Linked DNA regions of Homo sapiens: region 1 is linked to region 2. A link is a contact called in ENCODE Hi-C data. All regions are on one chromosome and are shown on one strand. The core of a region is the stretch at or near the end of the contact, and the rest is flanking DNA. Distances in the headings are between cores, read along the strand shown.

Region 1 (3,315 bases), core at 221-2,720, 5.3 Mb after region 2:
ATCAGCACCCTTAGGTCAGTGACATCTCCCTCATCTCAGATATATTTAAATGCAATTGGATGAAGCAGTATACAGTACATCATCCTCGAAGCCTAACAGGTCTTCCACTTAGTATGCATCTCCCCACAGATTTCACAAGAATGAGCAAGATTAACATACACGTTCACCAGGTTATATCAAGCAAAATGATGCTGCAATTGAGTCACTTTAACTGGCGCATTTAGTCACATAAATGTGCAACTAATTTCCTTCATAAAAACCGACACAAAAATTTAAGGTTTAGTTGTTGTGATGACAAGGAATATCTCACGTCTGAAGACTTGTCGATATTTCCTTAAGACTTTACAAAATCAAAGAATCGAAAATGTCATGGTTCCATACATACTTGTCAAAACACAGTATTCATAAACAGCCAATTAATAATTAAAACGCACAAAATTGAGGGGCAAAAGATTTCACGAGATCCCCCACAGAGGCCAAGGTAGGAAGATCTCTGAAGCCAGGAGTTTTGGAAGCCGCCTGGGCACTATAGCGAGGCCTCATATCTACGAAAAAGAGAGGAGAGGAGAGAAGAGGAGAGAGAAAGAGAATCCCCCATAACTGCGGCCCTCCCCCAGCCTTGTGTTAAAACTATTTCCTCGGAACAGCTCTGAAAGAGTTTGCCAACCAGAGTAAAATCACTTCGCAGAGATAAACGAGCGGAAACGTATTCAGAAGAGAGAGATCGCGGAAGCAAGGGCAGCGGGGCGCGGGGCCCCCACGTCCCGGGACCCAGGCAGCCGCGGCAACCAGGGGCGAGCATGTGCTGACCGCGGCAGGACGCGCGGGCCTCCCAGAGCCACTTCCCGGGGCGCAGGGCCCCGCCCGGCCTGACCCTCCCGGTTCATTCATTCTGCACCCGCGGTTGCCGCACCTCCGCGGCCCCGTCGGGGCGGAGAAGAGGGGCTTGGCTGCCGAGGGACCTTGTCGGGCCACAATCCCCACCAGGCGCCCGAGCCCCGCCGCGATTCCCGCGCGCCCGCGGCCTCCGGCGGGGGGGTGGTCTCAGAAGCTATGGAGGCCCGCGCCCAAGCCCAGAGACCCCCAGCCTTGCCGCCCCACCCTCCGCCGGGGCGTGGGACAGCACTCCCTGGCCCGCCGGGCAGCCGCCTGGAAGCCCCGGGTCCCCGCTGTCCGGCTGCCCCGCCGCGGCCGGAAGTCTCCCCGGCGCCCCCTCCTCAGCACCCGACTTCCCTCGCCGCCGCGGCCAACCCCTCTCCGCGCCGCCTCGGGCCTCCCAGAGCGGGCCGCGGGCCGAAGGAGGCGAGAGGCCGCGCTGCCTGCCCAGCTGAGCCGACGAGAGCAGAGCGAAGAGCTGGAGGCCGGCCTGGGCGGTTACCTTGATGATCCTGCGGGGCAGCCCGGCCATCTTGTCAGAACCCGAGTTCGGCCTCTGGTCTCGTCTCCGGCTCCTCTCGCCTCACGCACGAGTGGAAGTCCCGGGCTCCACTTCCGGGGGACGTTGCCGCGCCCGTCGCCGCAGCCGCCGCCGAGGCCCCTCGGGAAATGTAGTCCCTGCTCGGGCGCGGGCTCGGGCACGGGCGGGCTTCCCTCCGACCTGGCCCCCTCCCCCGTGCGCCCCGCCCCAACCGCTGCCGGGGATGGCGGAAGTGACGCTCTGTTGCGGGGCAGGGACTTGGGACAGGCCGCGAGGGGAGGCGCGGGGCTCTGGCGCTCGTGGCCGAGCCTGCCCGCGACGGTGGTACGGCACGACCCGCGCGCGACTGCGCGCGCGTCTCTCTTAACCGTGGCCACGCCCGCGCCGGTGGACGACGTAACAGAGGCCTGGCCTACGACGTATCCCATTCATTCATTCACGCGTTCGTTCTTTCAGCTCACGCGTTCGTTCTTTCAGCTCAGCCTGCATTGCGCGCGTTCCCTGCTGGCTCTGCAGTGAACGACTGAGGTGGGGCTCATCGTCTTGCTCCTTCCTCAAAGGGAGGGCAAGACCGAAACTCGGTGGCAAAGCTCTGACTGGGGGTCTCTCCAGTTACTCACACGCTGTTGGGGGAGTTTTGATGTTTAAATTGTATAAATCGGACCTCTGACACGCCCCTAGGCCCAGGGTAGGCTGAAGGAAAAGGGTTTGGAGCGAGTTGGAGGCGGGAAGAATGGTTCTGAACGCCTAGACCTAAAGGTTGAGACTCAGAATTGTTAACAGGACGAATGACCAAGGAGAGGTTTAAAGAACCCAGAGTAATCCGTAAAGCAGAGATTACCTATAGAGTGCGAGGTCCTATGAGAGAATTAGAGTGGGGGTGCCCGAAAATTGAATTGTTGGGGAAGCGTTTTATCCTGATGACGGATGGTTTGCTGTGTGATGGACTGTTTGCAAGCACTTTACTTCATCTTCACAGCAATCGTGAGGAGGTGTTGTTTCCATTTTACAAATGAGGCTTAGATAGTTAACCTTTTCCAAGGAGCTGTTTTGTCCCCAGGCAGATCCGCCAAGACCTGGCCCTTAACTACTTAACCACAGTGTTTCCTAGCACACTAACAGACAGTAGATGGTGAATAAATGAAGACAAGACTGACCGTGCCTTCCAGGAACTTAGATTCCAATGGAGAAGAGAGACCAGTAAACAATTAGTTACAATCCAATGTGTTAAGGGCTGTCTGTAATACAGGTTCCTCCAAGGTGCTATTTTAGCAGAGAGGCATTAACTGCTTGAGAACTCAGGGAAGCCTTCTTAAATAAGTGAAGTCCTCAATGATGAGTAAGAACCTACCTGACCTTGTAGGGAAGAGTATGCCAAGCATAGGAAATGGCCTGTGAAATGGCATTGAGCTATGAGAGAGAAAAAATAGTGCACTAAAGAAACTGGAACTCTGAATACAAGAAACCTACTAAGAACAATAAGAAATATTTTGTGCTGGCACGATGCTAAATGGTTAATAAATTTAATACATCATTCAATTATGAAACAGATGAAGTAGTCTCTATTATTAACAGAACGTTTTAGATGAGAAGCCAAGGTTCAGAGGTAATAATGAGAATTTCAAATAACCAGAAGTCTGCAATAGGTGGTTCTGTGACTAGAAGAATCTGCAAAAGTAAATGAAACTGGACAAAGATACTTTTCAGAATATTTTATAGAGGACCCAGGATAATTCATGCTGGTAGGCAGAAAGGCAGAGTGCTATTGTGTTGGGAGTGTGTAGGTCTGCAGTCTGGGCAGGGCTTGGCAGGAAGGCACACTCTGCTTGTGCTGCATCAGCCTGTGCAACCAGAAGATTGGCTTCCATGATGGTTCACAAGGCGGGCAAGTTGGTGCT
Region 2 (3,599 bases), core at 1-2,500:
TTTTATATTTTATAACCTTCAAGCAAAATATAAGAACACTTCCAGATTGTGACAATTATAGTTGTCCCTGAAAAAAATAAATTCATATTTTATTAATAAATTAATCATAAGTTAATGTATATATCTATTATTATTGACCAATTAAGCACCTTGGATAAGGAAATCAATAAATTATCTGCCAGTTCTTCTTGACGGGGCAGGTCATCTGGGTCAACTTTCATTATTTCTTTCCAGTTTATATTAGGTGGCATCTTGAATTCTTTCACTGTGCTCCACCTCTGTAACAAAACAGGTGTATATTAGCATTTTCAAGGTACACAGTATTATTGGTTTTCTAGCACCTTACATTTTTTGCAGATTATTTCATTATAACTTTCTGATGTTAGCAAAACAGACAATTGGGCCACAAAATAGACAAGTGGGCAAAATAGCCTTGATCAAAAATAGCAGTCGGCACAAACTGTCAGAGTGTCCCGGCTAAATAAAATGTGACGGCTTCCTTGCTAACACTAATCTAAGTTAATACTTAAGATTTCTGGATCCCTTCCTCCACACCCCTACCCACAATGCGCGCGAACACCCTAATCCTGGCAAGCGCGAGGGTCTGTGGAAGGCCGACAATCATCCCTGATTTGGAGAAACAGAATTGGGGCTGAAAAAAAACGCAGAAATTAACATTTGGAATGAGTGAAGTTGTGCGGCGGAAACTGGAACCGAAGCAAGGCAGTATTAGGGACCCGAGGCTGGAAGGGCGGGGTAGCTATGCTGTGGCACACGGGCCCTCAGGCTAAAGAACCTGAGCGTGGAGTGACTCGCTAATCCTGCTTACAAGGATCCACCCACCTAGACCAAGCCTGGCAACCAGCGGAGGCCTCTCACTACCGCAACCACCAAGCTGGACCCGGCCGCGGGCCCTGACAGATCCCTATCGCGGTTCCACGCGGACTCTGGGTCCAGCCAAATGGTCCCGAGCAAGCCAAAGCGGCAGCGGCTGCTAGGCGACACCATCCCCAACTCCGCCAAGGCCAGAATAAGATCCCGGATGCCAGGAGAGCCTACAGTTCACGACCGTGGGTGATGCTTTACGTTTAGATTCTCCGCCGGAGTCCCAGAGCTCGGTGTTCAGGATGATGAGAAGGCGTGGAACGAGGACTTCAAATCCCAGAGTGCAGTTCTGCCTGAGGCTTCTGCATGCTGGGAACTGAAGTCCCTGAGAAGAGGAGGTAAGGCGCTCCCGGCATGCAACGCGTAAGACTGCGACGGTACCGGGGCGGCGGGGAAGGACCGAGAGGCGGGAGGAGCAGCGGCTCAGGCGCCTGCAAACTGGTGGCCTGAACGAGGTAGACCATGACTGTGGTTTCAGTGGCGTCACTCGCTGGGCTGCTCTTCCTGAGGTTTTCCTAAGCCATCCCCTGGCGGAACCGCCCCCAGGTGAGGTCGAGCTGTCGGTCAGCATATTGGGAGGAATTGAGGGGAGCAGTCCTGGGTTAGAGAAGCTTCTGCTATTGGGGCCGTAGGGCCTGGTCCCATTCTGAAAAAGTGGGAACACCCTGCCTTCTCTTCAGGCGTTTGCAAGCGGCGTCCAGGGTAGTGCCTTCTGTAAGAAGGAAAAAACAAAAAGTTTTAGCCTTGTTTAGTATCAGAATCTGTCTTGATAGTTAGAGTGAGAGCCGCGCAGCCGTGATCCTCGTTTGGGGGCGAGCGAAGAATTGACAAGAGGTCTCGGCATCCCGACCCCGCCCGCCTTACCTGTAGCACCATTCCTTTCGCGGATCGTGGGGCTTGATGGTTGTGGAGCTAGTATAAAGTCAAGGCTCTAGAGAGGAGAGGTTAGTACTTGTCCGGACCACTGCCGGGGGTGGAGAGAGAAGGGATCCAAGGACTCACCTGTACTATTGTTGCCACTTGCTTGGTTACCTAGGGTGCCCTTCCATGAAAGCGCCTTCTCTGGTGTTTACCACTCTTACTCGTGCAAGTTTTGCTCATCCTGCTCGTCTGCTCACAATCATGCTGGAGTATGATACATCTCTACCTAACTTTCCTAAGAAGCTGTAGACTTAAATCTAAATGACATTTCCAACTATCTGGACCAGTGCTTTGTCTTTTTTTTTTTTTAAACGCTGCTTTAAAAAAAAAATTACTGTACTTGACAGTAAATTTTCCTTTCGAAAATAAGTAATGAGTTTCTTTTTAAACCCCCAATTTGGGTAAAATAAGTAGCTCAGTACAAAATAAAAAGATACTGATTTTGTGAGATGAATTTTAAAGACATTAGTTAGATTTATAGGAATGACAATTTTACTACTTTTCTGAAAGATTATATGCCAAATACTATTCATTATCTTGTTTATTCTTCCTTACAATCCAGTGAAATAGGTGCTTACATTGTCCTCATTTTCCATCTGAGTTAAGAAACTGAGGCTTGGAGAAGCTAAGTAACTTAAATAGTGTGATTGAACACAGATCTCTCTGGCTGGAGGACATATTCTTAACTTCTATACACCTCCTCAGACATTCTGGGAAACCAATATTTGTGAAGTGCTTGTTCCTCAATCTTGCTATTTTTATTAAATGTTATATTTTAATTTTGTAAGTGTTTACTCAATAATTTGAATTAAACATTCTTCATGTTCAGTGTTCTTAATTCATAATTTAACATGGGATGGTGTTTCTGGAAAGGTGTTCTGATCTGGACCCCAGGAGAGGGCTCCTGGATCTCGCCAAGAAAGAATTGGAGGTGCATACACCCCCATTGGAGGTGGTAGACTAAGGATTGTTATAGTTATTTCTTGATTATATGCTAAACAAGGGGTGGGTTATTCATGAGTTTTCTGGGAAGAGGGTAGGCCATTCCTAGATCTGAGTGTTCCTCCCCTTTTTAGACTATATAGAGTAACTTCTTCACATTGCCATGGCATCTGTAAACTGTCATAGCACTGGTGGGAGTGTCTTTTAGGATGCTAATGCATTATAATTAGTGTATAATGAGCAGTGAGAACGAGCAGACGTCCCACCTTTCTCGCCATCTTGGATTTGGTGGGATTTGGCTGGCTTCTTTACTGCATGCTGTTTTATCAGCAAAGTCTTTATGATCAGTATCTTGTGCCCACCTCCTATCTCATCCTGTGACTTAGAATGACTGACAGACATCCTGAGAATGCAGCCCAGTAGGTCTCACCCTTATTTTACCCAGCCCCTATTCAAGATGGAGTTGTTGTGATTCAAATACCTCTGACAATGGTAGGAATGAAATTTAATAGTTACTGAGCACATGTTATGTCATACACTATGCTGACTACTGCGTGTTTGTTTTCATAATAGAAGTCTGTTTTCTCTAACACCTTTTCTTCTGTTTTTTTTTTCATTCGTTATAACTTATTTTTATGTATTCACTTACAAGTTTCGTTTGTCTGTATTACTCTTTTCTACCCTTCTGCCACCACCCTCTTGCTCACATTCATAAACTCAAGGTGCCTGGTCTCTAATGGTAAATTTTATTCTAATTTTTCAGAAGTGAGAACAAGTTCATAGAAGTTAAGTAATAATTGATGAAGCTAAGATTGTAACCTAGATCTCAGTGACAATTGTAACTAAAAGCA

What was found. Hi-C counts contacts between places; a loop is a spot of excess contacts on that map. Pooled maps may share reads with other maps.
Region 1: a loop to region 2 is called in a map of tibial artery, with 28 times the contacts of the local background. The contact joins the promoter of UBE2N here to the promoter of TMTC3 in region 2. A Hi-C loop is called at or near these places in 5 of 168 maps with a recorded cell type or tissue (B cell, CD8-positive, alpha-beta T cell, naive thymus-derived CD4-positive, alpha-beta T cell and 1 more) and 12 of 50 pooled maps.

The regions. Positions count from the first base shown.
Region 1 is chr12:93,440,477-93,443,791 of GRCh38, forward strand. UBE2N (ubiquitin conjugating enzyme E2 N) reads right to left here and starts at 1,471. Exons shown (of 4, transcript NM_003348.4): 1 at 1,379-1,471. The coding sequence starts at 1,408. RefSeq lists silencers at 687-806, 837-976, 1,127-1,336, 1,417-1,876 and an enhancer at 1,369-2,006.
Region 2 is chr12:88,141,057-88,144,655 of GRCh38, forward strand. It overlaps TMTC3 (transmembrane O-mannosyltransferase targeting cadherins 3), which reads left to right and starts at 1,251. Exons shown (of 14, transcript NM_181783.4): 1 at 1,251-1,431. CEP290 (centrosomal protein 290) reads right to left here and starts at 1,032. Exons shown (of 54, transcript NM_025114.4): 1 at 844-1,032; 2 at 150-278. The coding sequence starts at 251. RefSeq lists enhancers at 872-1,311, 1,118-1,621.